Linked DNA regions of Homo sapiens: region 1 is linked to region 2. A link is an interaction called in ENCODE POLR2A ChIA-PET data of the cell type or tissue named here. Cell type or tissue: PC-3. All regions are shown on one strand. Links, peaks and the distances in the headings refer to the core of each region. The heading gives the core; the rest is flanking DNA.

Region 1 (8,081 bases), core at 2,054-7,053, 530 kb after region 2:
ATTTTTTTTATCATCACTTGTGGTACATTTGCATTTAAAATATCTTGCTCTATGGCTTACGTTTTTGTTTTTAATAGAGCTATTCATATAAGAGTTATTTTCAGCCTTTCCTTTTTTCAAATATATGCATTTTAGGCTGTAATTGACCCTCTAAGCCTTGCTTTAGTTTAATATATTGTTATTTCATTCAAAAATTTTTCTAATATCATGTAATTTTTCTTTGATATATGGGTCACTTAGAAGTAGATGGCTTAATTTCAAAACATTTAGAGATTTTTTTAGTTATCTTTCTGGTATCAATTTCTACCTTAATTCTACTATAGTCAGAGAATGTACTTTGTATATTTCATTCCTTCAAAATTTGTTGAGATTTGCTTTATGACCTCAGCATACAGTCAATTTTAGCAATGTTACATGTTTACATGAAAAGGAGGCATACTCTGTAATTATTAGTTGCAGTTTGATTGAAGTTTGTTAATAATCTTGTTTAAAATTTTTCAATTCTTACTGATATTTTTGTCTGCTTGTTCTCCCAAAAGATTTGTCTATATCCTTCTTAGTTCTTTAAATTTAACTTTATATGTAGAACAATAATATGTATTTATAATATATTAGAAATTATGTTACTAGATGAATATAAATTAATATTTGTTATATTTTTTGTGTGTATTGACCCTTTAATCATTATGCTTTTTTTTTCCTCTGGTAATACTTCTTGGCTTAAAGTCGTTGTTATTAGTTGAACTACATCAGATTTTTGTTTTAGTGTTAGTGTGCATATACATGTGTATGTGTATATATATATGTATTTATAACTATATAGACATACATATATACATACATATTTACACATACATATATACACACACAAACACACTTTTTTCCAACCTTTCTGTGTTTTATTTAAGGTGTATCTTAAAAGGAACATTTTGTTGGGTATTGTGGGACTATGGTTATTGATGTATGATGTGATAGAATTATAGATATTTTCTTTATGTATATCTGCATTTTCTGTGAATTGTATTAATAAGTAAATTTAAATATTTAAAACTCACATCATTGACCTTCAGAAGAGACAGATTAAAAAATAAGAATAACTTATTGTCCTTATATGTATGCAATATTTAATATTAATGCTTCAGGCACTAAGGACTAAGGCATTAATGCTTCAGGACTAAGTCAGATTATTTGTAAAAATAAACCCAGTTTTGGCCTTTAATATGAAATGGAGTTATTTCTTTAATACGAAATTGAGATTGAGATGGATTTGCAGAAGTGCTGTTTAAGAATCGTAAGATGAGATTTTACAAATATTCATAATTAGCTAAGTCTTCCACCTCAGCACTTCCCAAAATCTTAGAATCTCAAGAACAGTAGTGCGCACTTTAAAAAGTCTTCTCAAATATTTCGAATACAGCCCTCCTTTTTCCTTGCTCTTCTCCCAATACATACTCACATTCAGAATCATTAGTAAGAAAAGAATAAGCTAATCATGAGAAGCTGAAAATGAAAATCTATAATGTATAGGATGATCATGAAATATACAAAAAGGAGTGTTTTAAAAGTAAAGGGGAGGACTATTGACAATCCCCTCAAGACAATTTTCATAAACTTAGACCAGTGGTTCCCAACTACAGGCGATTTTGGCAATATCTGATGTTTTTGATGGTCGCAATTAGCAGAGTGTTACTGGCATCTAGCCAGCAGAGGCCAAGGATGCCGCTAAACATCCTCCACTGCACAGGACACCTTACATCAAAAAAACATCCGGCTCAAAATGTCACAGACGCCGAGACTGAGAAACCCTGCTTTAGACTAACCAAGCAAATGAGAGTATGCTCACTCTTAATTATGGGTGGATAACAATACAATCATACTTTACTAAGCTTGGGGAGAATTTGATATCCTTACACAAACATCCACAGAGTTTCAAACTTACGTGTGGTTTTTTTCCCCTCGATAAAATTTCTTTTAAAATAACAACTGTAGTGCGAGTCAGGAGATTTCCACAAGGTCTCTGAAAGAATGACCTTTGGACATAACCAGGCTTGGATTCAGCTCCTGGTCGCATTACTTAGTGGCCGTGTGGTCTGGGTGAGCTCCTTTATCTCTGAGCTAATGCAGGTCATTCCAGGTGCAGGGATTGCAGCTGAGCACGGTGGAGTAACAAGTCGGGGAAGCGAAAGAAAGCAAGGAGAGCGCGTCCTCCCGAGCATTTCCAAAACCAGTCTCTGGAGTACTTTCCTTAAGACAATGGATTGATATAAGGCTATGAAGGCTGTGATGAAAAACCGTTAGAGAAAACTGAAAAGAAAGCAAACAGTCTGTTAAATGAAGGATTGAAATGTCAGTGGTCAGTCCTCAGCCACATAGTGAAGCAGAGACAAGGCTGTCTCCAGAGGTGCTTTCACTCCCACCACTTTACTCCCCTGCCCCCACGTCCCCCAAACGCAAGACACAAATCTTCACTTATTTCTTCCCAGTTAAAACGTGTGCGGGAAACCGAAAAGCAATGTAAACCTCTCCTGGAAAGGAACAAGTGCCTCGCCAAGAGAAACGATGAACTGATGGTGTCCTTGCAGCGCATGGAAGAAAAACTAAAAGCCGTTACCAAGGAAAATTCAGAAATGGTGTGTATCACAGACTCTGCAAAACTGCAGCTTCCTTGATTATATTACCTTAATAACCTGACTTATTGCCATTTCTCAGCTTATTTTAAAAATACAGTGCTATTTGGATTTTTCCTTATGTAAGCAAGGAAGCCTTAATGAAGAAAGCAAGAGAAGGTTGCTGGCTCTGAATTTTATGAGGTTTCTATATTTGCAAAACTGTAGGAGTGCTTCCAGGAATTTGCACACTTTCCAAAGCTTGGAAATGGAGAAGGAAAGCTTTGACATAACTTAGCCACAGAAACCATCCATGACTTCACTAACATGCTATTTACAGACCTATACCCCAGGCACACCTTGTCTTCTAAGATCGTGCATGATATTTGGGAAATAGATACCATTACTTGTGTTATATGCGGACAAGTGAAATGATAATGTACTCCTTAATAGACTTTCAATACATCTATAGAGATCTTTGACAATCCCCAATGATAATGACTTATTATGGCAGATAAAATGTGCTTGAGGATTTAGTTGGTGTATGTGTATTCAGGCTGGGCAATTTCCAAATTTAGCTGGAGCCTCATAAACTTTCTACAGATATTTTATGTTAACAACCAAAGTTTGAGGTTTTTAAAGTCTCCACCTGTACTTTCTTCTTTTCCAATCCAGAGAGAAAAAATAACATCCCATCCACCCCTGAAGAAATTAAAATCTCTGAATGACCTCGACCAAGCTAATGAAGAACAAGAAACAGAGTTTCTAAAACTTCAGGTCATTGAGCAACAGAACATTATTGATGAGCTCACAAGGGTACGTGTCAATCAATCTGTAAACCCTAAGTTGTTCCCAAGGACAAGTAGCCAACAAAATATACACTGAAAGCAGTTAATTTTAGTTTAACCCCAGAGGCCCAAGTTCATATGTTAAATATGTAATTTTGTTCTAGAGACTGTATTCCAATATTTTATATTGTTCAACTGCTTTACACCTTTTAAATTATAACCCTTTGTTAACTAATTTGGTAGCACAAATAATAACAGCAAAGCACATTAAAAGAACTTTTAAATGCCTCGTTGTATAAGTTTGTAGGTAGGTTGGGTGTGTCTTGTAACTGCCTTCCAGTAGCAGGATCCCGAGGCTCAGAGATTTAATATGTTGTCTATGCTAACAACATCACATATATACCTTGTTTCCCAGGTCTCAATTCAGTGTCTAGCACATAGTTACAGTTCAACAAATATTTGTTGGATGAACAGCAACAATATAATTACATAACAGAGCTAAAATTTCAGCCCAGATTTTCTGATCATTACTTCAGTACCTACTGAGTGGGTAGAGCAGTTATTACTTCCATCAGAGTTTGGCTGAGGTTTGTGTTGCTAGTAAGGATGCACTAAGACCTCTAGGTGCCTTTGGGTTTTCTTCTTTGCCTCTCCATCTGTGTTCTGTGAATGACATCGTTGGTTGCTCTCACTTCAGGACCAAGTCAAGGCCTAAAGACTTGAATTGCAAGGAGGGAGTTAGGCAATAGTCTCCAGAGTGAGGTGAGAAAAGTGATTCACTGCCACTGAGACAGAGAAAGGTTATAGCTTCTGTTTATAATTACTTATGATTCATCCTTTTTAAAATTTCTATGTTGACTATATGTTACAATGAATACATTAGATTAGGAAGGTAATTTAAATATATAATTGTATTAGGGCTCTCTAGAGGGACAGAAGTAATAGGATAGATGTATATATAATGGGGAGTTTATTAAGGAGTATTGGCACACACGATCGCAAGGTGAGGTCCCACAATAGGTCATCTGCAAGCTGAAGAGCAAGGAAGCCAGTCCAAGTCCCAAAGCTGAAGAACTTGGAGTCTGATGTTCCAGGGCAGGAAGAATCAGGAGAAAGATGTAGGCTGGGAGACTCAACCAGTCTAGTCTCTTCACGTGCTTCTGCCTGTTTTTATTCTGGCTGTGATGGCAGCTGTTTAGATTGTGCTCACCCAGATTGAGGGTGAGTCTACCTTTCCCAGTCCACTGACTCAAACGTTAAACCTCCTTTGGCAACACCCACGTAGACACACCCAGGAACAATACTTTGTATCCTTCAATCCAATCAAATTGACACTCAATATTAACCATCACAATAATGTGTAAATTGTAAAAGTCTCATATATAGAGGCTGCATTTTTACTTATAAAGGTGAAAAAAAAAAAGCCCGAACACCACTGGCTTAAACAAGATTACTCATTACTCCCTGTTTTCCTCATTTCATTTTCACATCCTAATAACTCATACATTTTACAAATTCATGAGCCCAGGAATTTGCCTGGCTTTGAGTATCCTGAGATTAAGCTGTAAATTTTTTATAGAATTTTGGGCTATTTAGGCACACTCATCGGACTTTTCAAAAGACATTCTATCTAGTTTAAATTTTTACAGTAAATACATGGAGTGCTTAGTGAATAAACCCCAAATTCCCATGATATCTCTATTCACAGCAACAATAAATCATGAAATTGATCAATATTTCTAGGCATTCTTTGAGATTCCCAGAAAATTTTTTAAAAACTGAAGACAAAACAGAAACACTAAATGGCTCCAACCCGCTAGCTACTCTGTTCCCTGTCCTATTTTCAGGGACTGCAGGTGAGAACAAGGATGCAAAAATAGGCCAAAGACAGCTTTCTATGCATTTCAAATGACTAAATGAAAAGAATACGGTTTTACTTTATTGTGAAATTGTATTTTTAACACAAATTTAAAGTAATTTTGGATCTAGGAGAACTAAAGTACTGTGCTTTGGGGGAATATAAGTAACTATTTTCATAGCTACTTGATGTTCAAGTATAAAACAGGATTCTGATTAGGAACACAGTACACTTTCTGATCATGAGGCTCCTTGATCCACATAACTCATCAGGAATAGTTGTAGAAGATTCTTGTTTTGAATATATTTAAGTATCAATCCCAAAAGTTGCCAAAATTTAAAAAACAAAGTCTTATTCTATTCCAAATATAATGCCTTATGGGAAAGAACACTCTGTCTTTGCAAAAAACTATAAAGAAACATCTACCAATTCTGGATCTGAAAATCTTTCATCTGTTTTCCAGGACCGAGAAAAGCTCATCCGTAGAAGAAAGCATAGAAGAAGTTCCAAGCCAATTAAGGTAATAAGAAATCAAAGTTATCAGGCATTTGCCACAAACAGCCAGAGAGATGAGGCTTGGCATGGAATCTTCCTACAAAGATGTGATGAATCAGGTGTTCCAGAACTGTTGCAGCAAACCATGGGCATTATTTGCTAGAAGAAAATATTTTCTGTTGACATTTCTTCGAAGTCTAAAAATGATTATGTTGTAAATTTTAACCTGAAAGGGGTTTGCTTTAATATAACTTTCTCTAAATGGAGATGCCCCTAGGTTTGATGTAGAAAGGATTACCTGACAAGTTGGAGAGTCATATTCAAGAAATGCACATGATTTGATGTCTCCCACTTATGACAATTAATACATTTTCATTATTCATTCAGACAATCTTATTGATAGCAATGCTCCCAATCCATCAATATCTGTATAGCCTCTTATAATCCACAAAGTTTTGTTATTCAGTTTGTCTATTTGATTTTTATTTTGGTTTTTACCAAGTATACCATTGGTTTTTAATGTGGACTTGGATGACAAGGCTTAAGATTTGATCATCTCCATCACATAGATACCTGAGTTTTCAAAATCCTTTGGTCATAGTTTAAATACAGGAAAGAGTAAACCACACTAGCTCATCATGATATAAAATGTAATATGAAAGAGGTTTCAGTGTTTCTATGAAAAAAGCTACATATTATGAATTTTTCTTAAGATGTCAGAAGTGAAATAATATGAGAGAAACACTTATTGGAATTATGCTCATGCCTAATGTTTTTATTTCAACAAAGAAGCATAGAGGATCCATGTCTTCTATATTCACTTACACGTATGCCAGTTGACAGTATTTTAACGTTCAACTTTCCCTACTGTTAGCTATGTCAGTAAATAGGTACTTTCCCTCCATTTAGAGGCCTGTTTTGGACCCGTTTATTGGCTATGATGAGGACTCTATGGATTCAGAGACATCATCCATGGCCTCATTTAGAACAGACAGAACACCAGCTACTCCTGATGATGACTTGGATGAAGTAAGCTTTTCTACTTCTCTAGCCTAGGGTGATATTGTCACCAAATCTTTGATTTAAGGGGGAAGAAAAAGGATTTCACTTTTCATCTCCTTTATATAAACAGCACAAAGTGATCTCATAATAGTAAACAATTTTGAGGCTGCACTTTATTATCTCTTGAAAAATAGCTTCACTTATAGCAGGTAAACCTTTTAGAAATTTCTCTCCAGTTCAACTCTCTAATTTGAAGACTTCTTTCAAAATAAAAGTTACTTTCCAATATTCTTTATCTAGGGAAGGTAGGAACCCAAGAGGCCTTAGCAGGCTTTTGGATGTGGTCTGACACTGTTGAGTGAAGTGTGTTCTGTGGACCATCCTCATCAGAATGATCTAGAGGGCTCAGTTACAATGAAAAGTCCTGGACTCTACCATGCAACTCCTGACTCAGGATCTTAGGAGTGAAACACCCCAGTCTGCATTGTTTCCCAAAATTCCCTGCTGATTATGTTATGTCCTGAAGTTTAAGATGTAATGCAATAAAACAGATTTTATGATTTATCTGGGGGAAAAAACAAGTTGCTGGAGATGAACATACTGAAAAGAAATAAGAAAATTCTAGGGTATCATTTCCTCAAATTTAGGTCCAAAATCTGGATATGACTTTTTCTTATTTGGATCCAAAATTGACTACATTCTAAGCTCAAATGATTAACAATGAGAAATGTATCAAATGCTAAATGCTTCTTTTACTAAAATAAATATTTATGTATTTCTGCAGTGTCCATCTTGAAAGTATTACAGTATTTGTGCCCGTATATACACTTCAGAGCTAAAAATAAAATCAAATAGACTGTTAAACAACCTTTTACTTCTTGTAAAAAGTGGGCAAATGTTAATATTTCACATTGAAAACAGGACCTGAACATAACACAATTGTTTTGGGGCTTTTTTTCTTAACCTCAAGAGTTTAGCAGCTGAAGAATCTGAACTAAGATTTCGACAATTAACAAAAGAATATCAGGCCCTCCAAAGAGCATATGCCCTCCTACAGGAGCAGACGGGAGGCATCATCGACGCTGAACGAGAAGCCAAGGTTAGTGTGTATCTGTGAGAGTGCTCTGAATTAGCGTGCAGCAGTCACAGCATAAAAGCACTGTGGACATAAAAATATCAATAAGACAGCTTTCCCTGTATTCTTCTCTCCTCTGCAGCTTTTGAATTGTTATAGCTTTTATGTCAACAAACCTTGACTCTAGAAACATTAGAACCAGCTTAGATCAATGCTTTTGTTCTTTTAAAGATAGTTGAGTACATAGTTCTTGTTCT
Region 2 (8,081 bases), core at 1,493-6,492:
GACCTTCTCAATAAAGGAGAACAATGGCCAACTATGCTATGGTTAAAAAAAAGAATAAGAAGAGTAGATAAATAGATTATTTATCTGGGGCTTCTCTCTCAGTCTTCTTTATGCCCCAATTATTAGATCTGGAAAGATTCTTAGAGACTTTCTATGACAGCTCAGCAAAGAAAACTGAAGATCAATAATGGAAGAATCCACATGCCTTGATTTCAAATATTTATCACTTTTTTTTCACTCTCTAAATCCTCAAGCCATTTCCTATTTCAAAGTTGTAAAGTGCAAGATCACTAAGACTAATGCCCTGACACTGTAGAAAAAAATCGAAAACAAAGGAAGGGACATGTCTCCTCAGGGACCCGGACTCAGGGATGTTTGTTTTCAGGGGGAAGTTCTCCTCTGGACAATGCTGGTGCTGGTGATGAATTGAAGTAGTGACTCTGGGATTATGAAGCTTGAGGCTAGTGTTCTCAGGGACTCCATAAGTGTCATGAGATTGGTACAGATAAAATACCTCACGCACAAAGTAGGAGAAAGTTTTGGCTAGGAATTTGGAAAGAAGGGGGTCATGTTTTAACTTAGAAATTCCTCTTCCCTCTTTTTTTATTCAACACCACCATCATGGCCAGGCCACCATCGTTACCCAACTAATCCCTCCATTTCCTTTATTCCTTATTTCCTGAAGTTTCATATTTTAAACTTCTATTGAATCATTTTATTTCCTTGATTAAGGTCCTTTCGTCGAACCTCATTGCACATTATAAAAAAGTATTTCTTAATATGGGCTAAAAGTCCCTATGTGACCTGGAACCTCCCAAATCTTCCGCCCTTACCTGATACTACCTTGCTTTCTGCCCTTTTAGTAAGTTCGTTAGTTTGCTTTTCTTTTTTATAAATTCTTTATCTTTCCCTCACCTCAAGGTCTTCTGACGTGTCATAACCACCCCACCAAATATATTTTTTCTCAACCTAAACTCATTCTAACTTTAGAGCTCAGGTTATAACCCACTTTCTGAGAACTATTTATTAAAATACGGTCACAACTCTCTGTTATTTATTTTTATACTTTTAATCAGTTTGTAACAACGCATTTGTTTAATTATTTAACTAATCCCACACCCCCAAAGGAGTATAAGCCCAGAAGGGAAAGATTTGTGTCTGATTAGGCTAGTCATTATGTGCCCAGCACATATATTGGCATTAGTCATTGCTATATAAACATTTGCCAAATGAATAAATGAGATATAAAATAGTTGAATCTGAAAGAATATACAGTTATCAAAGACAAGAGTAAGAACAGTTTATATTGTTGTCTATAAATATAGCTTCTTTTCTCTCTCTCTCTCTTTGGAGGAAGTTATGCATTCTTCAGGTGAGAATCCCACCTGCTGCTCTCACTGTAGCATCCGCCACTTTTCTTCCCTGTCTGTGCTCCAGTCACACAGGGCTTCAATTAGTGACCCAGGTAGGTAAGGTCTTTCTCCCCCCTCTTCACCTGGGTGGCTACTTTTTATCCTTCAAGTCTCACCTTAGATATCCCCATGACAGACAAACCTTGCCTGAACCCATTGTTTATAGTAGTTATCTCTACACTCAACAGATATTCTCTATCATACCATTTTATTTCTTGTATTTATAAAATTTACCATAAATCATAGTTGGTTTCTTCCTTTTTTGGTTATCTGCAAGGTTCATGAGGAAAAGGAATATAACTGCTTTCCTCAATAGTGTATCTTAGGGCACAGCATAGGTGATTAATAAATATTTTTTAAAGAAAATAAGTAAAAGTGAGCGCATTTATTATTGTTTATGGATTTATGGGCATGAGGCAGACTTATCCTGCAGGTAAATTTCTGCAGAAGAAAATTCCAGAACTCAGCTTTATGAGACCAGGGTATAAATCCTGGACAAATTCTGCAGATATTTTCTGGGGCAGTAGCCTCTGACAAGCTTCACATTCTGGTCCCCGGGTCTCTTGAAGGTAGAGCTGCCCTCAAAATATCTTTCTCAGCAGTCAACTCATGACAGACTTTTTTACAAAGAAGAAATAAAATTTAAAATTTATGAATTAGACAAAAGCTTAAGGTGCTAATACTTCTAAAGGGAAGGAATACAGTGATGCAAATGTGAATCAAAATGAAAAGTTTAATCCCTCATTCATCTTTTCCCTCACTTATCAAATATCGATTGACCTCACATTATATGCAGTGCTCATTAAGGTAGACGAAAATGAAAAAGATGTCTCCATTTTGCCCTCATCCAAGTTGCAAACATAGTTTGAGGCTCTGTTCAGGTATCTACTGTTCTTCACATTTTCTTCCATCCATATCCAGAAGTTGCCTTCTGCATTCACAACTTACATAGGCATTCTCTGTACATCTCAAGACATTTAGGAGCATTCTTTTAAGTCATTGTTTCCATCAGACTGTGAGCTCCTTGAGAGCCAGGACCATGTTATGCCCAAGTCCATAGGCTCTTAAGAACCTGTCATGCTCCTGGCAATTGTCAATACTCTTCAATATTTCTCAGGCACTAAAGAGGGTTCTCTGGTGTATGTATGAGTGAATGTTGTCTGGGTTCCAAGTTTGGATCTCTACTCTGGGGTACTGTTTCAGCAGTGTATCCACCACCCTCGTACAAATAGGCCTTGAAGACTATTACGGGTGACCTTGAGGCATTAAGTTTCCACAGTAACAATTCCAAAAAAAAAGAACTCATATTATAATGTAAGTCCTGGGGGGAAATTTAATGGAACATTACCTTAATAATTCCACGTGGTGGCCACCAGTGTCTAGGGCCTGAAACTAGAGAATACATGAAAATAGTTACAGAATTTAATTCCTGTTAAATCATAGCTTAATCTGTTGGCAGAATAAACGAGTTCTAATTTATTATCAAGGAAGTTTTCAGCAATGGAAAACATTATTTCATTTATACATGTATTCATTCATTTTTTTAAATGTGAAATAAATCTTTTACTCCTAATTGATATCAGCAGGGGACTATATAGATGCATCACTGTTTCATAAAGGCTGGCAGTCCAGTGTACTAAATAATTTTCCTAATTAGCTTGGACTTGAGAGGACTTAGAGCTGGTAATCTATGTATGAAAGAAATAAGCAATGCTGTAACTTTAAAGTGATCTTTTGGCCCAATCATCATATTTTTTTAGGCATGAAAGACACCTGGGTAATACTCAGGAATTCTTGGTAGATATGTGAAAAAGCAAGCTCTGCAGCCCTTGAGGCTAGGCCTCTTTATGACTCCCTACATGATTTCTTCTCTAGAAGAGGGCACAAAAGATAATGGTCCAGTCAAATACACAGCAAATCAAACACTCTAAATTTTCCAGATGTGATCTCATGTATGCATATTATATTGCTAGTCACTTTTACATGTTACCTCAGTGAGTCACCCAAGCCTCCTTGCCCTCATGAGTTAAATCTCATAATCGGCATGCAAAAGATGGCAAAACAAAGGTCTCTGCCCATTGAATCAGTCTTTTAGACTCTCTCTCTCTATATATATATATATGTATGTGTGTGTGTGTGTGTGTGTGTATATATATATATATACTCTGAGTATGTGTATACATATATATACTCTGAGTATACTCAGAGTATATATATACATGTGTGTGTATATATATGTATATGTATATGTGTGTATATACAAATATAGAGACAGAGAGAGTCTAAAATACTGATTCAATGGGCAGAGACCTTCATTTTGTCATATACTCTGAGTATATATATAAATATATATATACATATATACACTCTGCAACACGTCAATGGATAATTTATATATATATACACATATATATATATTCATCCCAGTTAAAGAACAATTTCAAAGCATTCTCTCTCAGATTATGATGTAAAAGCCCACAAATCAATTTCAACTGCTGGCCAAGACCAGCTAAATTACTCACCAGAAGATAACACCAAATGTATCAAGATAAAGGACAAAAGTGAGAATACTGGGAAAGATTTGGCCATTTTTCCTCCTGGTGTGTCCTTGGAATGATGCTCTGAAATATTGTCTCAGGTTGTTGCCCTCTAATACAATCACTAAAGTAGAGACAATCAGGATTTAAGATGACTTTTACAATGAAGAGCCATCTCTACTCCACCCATTGTATCCTCAGTACTATGTATTTGGAAAGCCTATTCCATTCTTCTTCAGAAACAAATGTTTAAAAAGTTAAACCTTGAATAACTATCTTGATTAAAAGTATAGAGCTCAGTAACAGATCTTTGAATACTCAGAAGTAAATCATAGGTTACTCTGTGGGCATAAGTGTATTATTTTAGTGGGAAAACATTTTACATGTCATGAAAAAGCAACTCCTTACCTGAAGCTTCACCTAAATTTATCTTTTGAGGGGATGCAAAAAAAAAGATGGGGCTATTGAGGTCCCTAGACAACATGAACTTCTCAATAAGTGGAGTGGATCTGTACTTGCTCGTCAAGCAAAGAATACCTCTTTGGATTAAGACAAAGATTTCTGATGATTCAGGCATGCTTGTCTATACCAAGGATCTTCTGATGTTGAATCCCAGACTCTTTGAGGACATTCACAGGGAGAAAAATCATTATCTGCCATCTCACTGGGGTCCCACAGCTATTTTAATCCAGACACAGAAAGGGAAAAGTCAGAGAGCAAATCCTCCCTCGGGATGGACTTTCCTTGTAGCAACATTTCTGACCCCAGAGAATGGAAACTGCAGTTTCCAGGGCCTGACCAAGGACCACATTTAACTGTTCCTCCATTCCTAATTCTAGAAAAGTAGCCTGGTCTTCCATATGTTCTCTAGGCTTTTATCTCTGTCTGCAACACATGTCAATGGATAATTTATATAAACTCTGCTGATGTGCTCTGATGTGGCAGGTGTTACTTAAGACATTAAAATGTAGCCAGAGTATTCTACTCTCAGGATGATTGCAAGTTCTTTGTACACTATGAAAGGTTGCCTACCATGCCTACTCCTGGCACAATCTGGGACACCATGTTTTGCTAAACACACCCCCATCTCATCCTGATATTTTCCCTGGCTTCCTCCAGAAATGGAACAGGAACAGTACAAGTTCAGCTGCAGCCAGAAAACTAGAGCAAAACACAGAGGCCCACTCTCTCCATCCCTCATGTCACAGCTGACCCACCTCAGAAAGAAGAGAAAAGGAAGAGGAATATAATGTGCTCCTTCTAAGAAGCATGTATTAGGGCCCCAGGAGGAAATAGAGTAACTGCTGCGTAGGACAGAAAAGTCACTGAGGCATTGTGTGCTGGACTGAGCAGGCCCTGGAGATCCATCATTCAGATTGCATCAAACCTCAGCAGGGGAAGACCTGAGGAGGGTAAGAAGAGATCACTGGAAAGGGCAGCCATTAGCAGGCAATTCAAGAGAGGCAATAGCATGAGAAAACATCCCACAGTAGGAAAGAGCAAGCAGAAAGAATATAACATGTTCCACAACAATAATTAGTATCAAGACCAGGACCAGTATTAGGACCAGAATGAAAACATGTGTGGAAACATCTAATAAAGAAAAGGCTGGTACAGGAGGTTGCAGTGACAGATGAGATCCTTGGATACCATTTGCAGTAGATCCAGCCTTGTGCCTGTAGTAACCCAGAGCCTTTGCCATTTTAACAGGGAAGATATATTATTATAGCTTAAGGTCCTCCTATTATCTGAACTTCTGGCCTCTACCATTCCTTCTGTAAAAAGCTATTTTTCTTATACAAAGAAAATATATGCTCACTTAGAAAATTTATAAAATAGAAATATACAAAAAAGAGAGGGAGGCGGAGCAAGTAGAAACATACAAATAGAAATGGCCAAATAGAAATATGAAAAAAAAGAAACATACAAAATGAAATAAAATATATAAAACAAAAAATATACAAATGAAATAAAAAGGTGTGAAATCTTACAACTCAGAGGTACCTATTAAATATATATAAAATTATATTCTTCCAGTTTAAATATATATACATAATCACACAGGTACATATGTTTTATTACAATATTCAACTTTTATAATATATATTGTTTTTTCACTTAGAAATGCACTATTACATTTTCTTGATCTCTAAATATATTGAACATGAATTTAGATGCCTGGTGTCATATTCCATCACATATGTGGATTTTAATTATACTAATATTCTTTAATTGTTGCTCAATTAGGGTGATGCCAATTTTTTATTGTTATTAATAGTGCTAGCATAGGCAGATTTTTATTTACCTCAGTTAACTTGTCTTTTAATATTTTATTTTAATAAATGCCTGTAAATAAACCCATTGAAAACTTCCAGAAAGAACTTAGGTCACCTAGAATATGAGAGAGGTGGTGGTTTTCATCACATTTCTGGGCTCCATACTTGTAATTCTGGGCTCCATACTTACAAGAAATATTTTGAAAACAACCTGCTATCTTCCTGAGTAGATCATTTGTTCCCCAGTTTGGAAAGGTAGATGCATCCTGTTGTTTAGAAAGGATTCTGAACGCAGAATCAGAACATCAATTTATAATGTTTTGTCAACTTGGAAAGTAATTTATTCTATCTGGACCACAGAATTTTCCATTTTGCGCTATTGGGTAATCACACATTCCATCAAGTGCTCTTTGGAGGTTTAATTGAACAAACACTTAAACAGCTTTGAAAACTGAGCCAGATAAGCCACCAATAAATGCTATTTTAATTTGGCTTCTTCTCAGCCACTATATGGATGTGAGTGTTGTAAATTCAGAGCCACGGACTCATTTTATGGCATTCAAAAATAATAAGTGTGAAATTACTTCCCATCTGAGAATAAATAATTTACATTTTTTTTAACTTTGTTTTGCTGCAAATTTTATTAGCAGAGCATCACTCATAAGGTGAGTTTCCATAGGTCTTCTACAGTCTGGGATTCTGATTTGTCAGGAATTGTGAGGGGCCCTGAAAGTACAGCTGTGAAAACTATTGGCATCATCCTTACCCTAATGGAGCTTAGACACACTACAGGAAAAGTCATTAAACAAATAATTACTCAAGGAAAGCAGACTTGAGGAGGAAATTTCCAATATTTGTGTTTTCTGAATCTTGTGACATTTAGGTATTAATCATGACCCCTGTGTTTCTCATTTATATTAGCATTGAGGAATCAAACAATAAAATGCCACAAATCCGATATTTTAACTATGTAAAACTGAAGCAAAATATTCTAAGATAAAGAGAATTGCATGTTATGGCCACATGGCTCTATTTAATAGATGCAAAAACAAGATAACAGAGGGAGGTCTATAAACATCGCTTAATCCTGAAGCACACAGAGGAAAACCAAGTGCTACAGGAAATAATTAAGGCTAGAACATCTTTACTTCTTCCAAACTCCCCCAAATTTCAGTTGAACTAATATTGGGAGAAGACAATAAGTAAGATTAAAGGATCATATCTCCCTCAGAGAATCCTTAGTCTATGATTTTGTCATCATCTATTACACCCAGTCTAATTCCAAAAGCTACAGCTTAGGGCTTTCTCACCGAATTCCAGCCTCCCTAGCTGTGAAGTAATTCAATTTATGTGTTCCAATTTCACCTCAAACCCACATCTTCAAAACCCAGTGCCTCCTCCTGTTGTCCAAAGCAGATTCTTATCACCTTTCATGGGTGCAAAATCTTCTAGTGTCACAGGATTGATCTAAGGCTCTACCACTGTCCTCCTGCAGAAAGTCTCAGCTCCACTGCCCAATGGTTAGAAATTTCATAGTCCACCTCATTCTGATGACCAATTATATTTCCACCACAGTACTGATAAGTGGCAACAATGCTTTATCCCTCAGAGAAAAACCACCAGATACCACGCAAATAATTGGTACCATCCAGGCTGTAGGATTAAGCCTTCCCCTTCTCAAGGATTTTAGGGAAGCCCTAGGACAGCATTAACCAGACTTGTACATTCTTTTGCACTGGTCTTGACTATGGGTTTGGATAACCAGTTATTTGGACTGACCAAGATGGTTTTATGGCTTTAACCTTCCCCTTGGCTCAACTGAACTGTAGATAAGCTTCTTAACTCTAAGCCACTGA

The links. ChIA-PET counts read pairs that join two places held together with the same protein. Peaks named below come from ENCODE experiments on the same cell type or tissue, not always from the same donor. Only the 100,000 strongest peaks of a DNase experiment are listed, where the experiment ranks them.
Region 1: POLR2A ChIA-PET joins it to region 2 with 5 read pairs; 1 of 35 experiments calls an interaction of 5 or more read pairs at or near these places.

Annotation. Positions count from the first base shown.
Region 1 is chr5:147,639,399-147,647,479 of GRCh38, reverse strand. JAKMIP2 (janus kinase and microtubule interacting protein 2) reads left to right here. Exons shown (of 22, transcript NM_001270941.2): 6 at 2,484-2,630; 7 at 3,282-3,422; 8 at 5,716-5,772; 9 at 6,657-6,776; 10 at 7,720-7,848. The region is part of intron 3 of JAKMIP2-AS1 (JAKMIP2 antisense RNA 1); the gene reads right to left. Among named protein-coding and RNA genes, the nearest start is that of JAKMIP2-AS1, 83 kb to the right of the region's middle. In PC-3, for the core only: no CTCF peak of the experiment used is centred there; no DNase peak of the experiment used is centred there; H3K4me3 peaks cover 542 bases; H3K27me3 peaks cover 1,010 bases.
Region 2 is chr5:148,165,653-148,173,733 of GRCh38, reverse strand. It overlaps SPINK14 (serine peptidase inhibitor Kazal type 14 (putative)), which reads right to left and starts at 5,188. Exons shown (of 5, transcript NM_001001325.2): 1 at 5,167-5,188; 2 at 3,935-4,073; 3 at 2,761-2,804. The coding sequence starts at 4,001. In PC-3, for the core only: no CTCF peak of the experiment used is centred there; a DNase peak (open chromatin) is centred at 3,413; H3K27ac peaks cover 216 bases.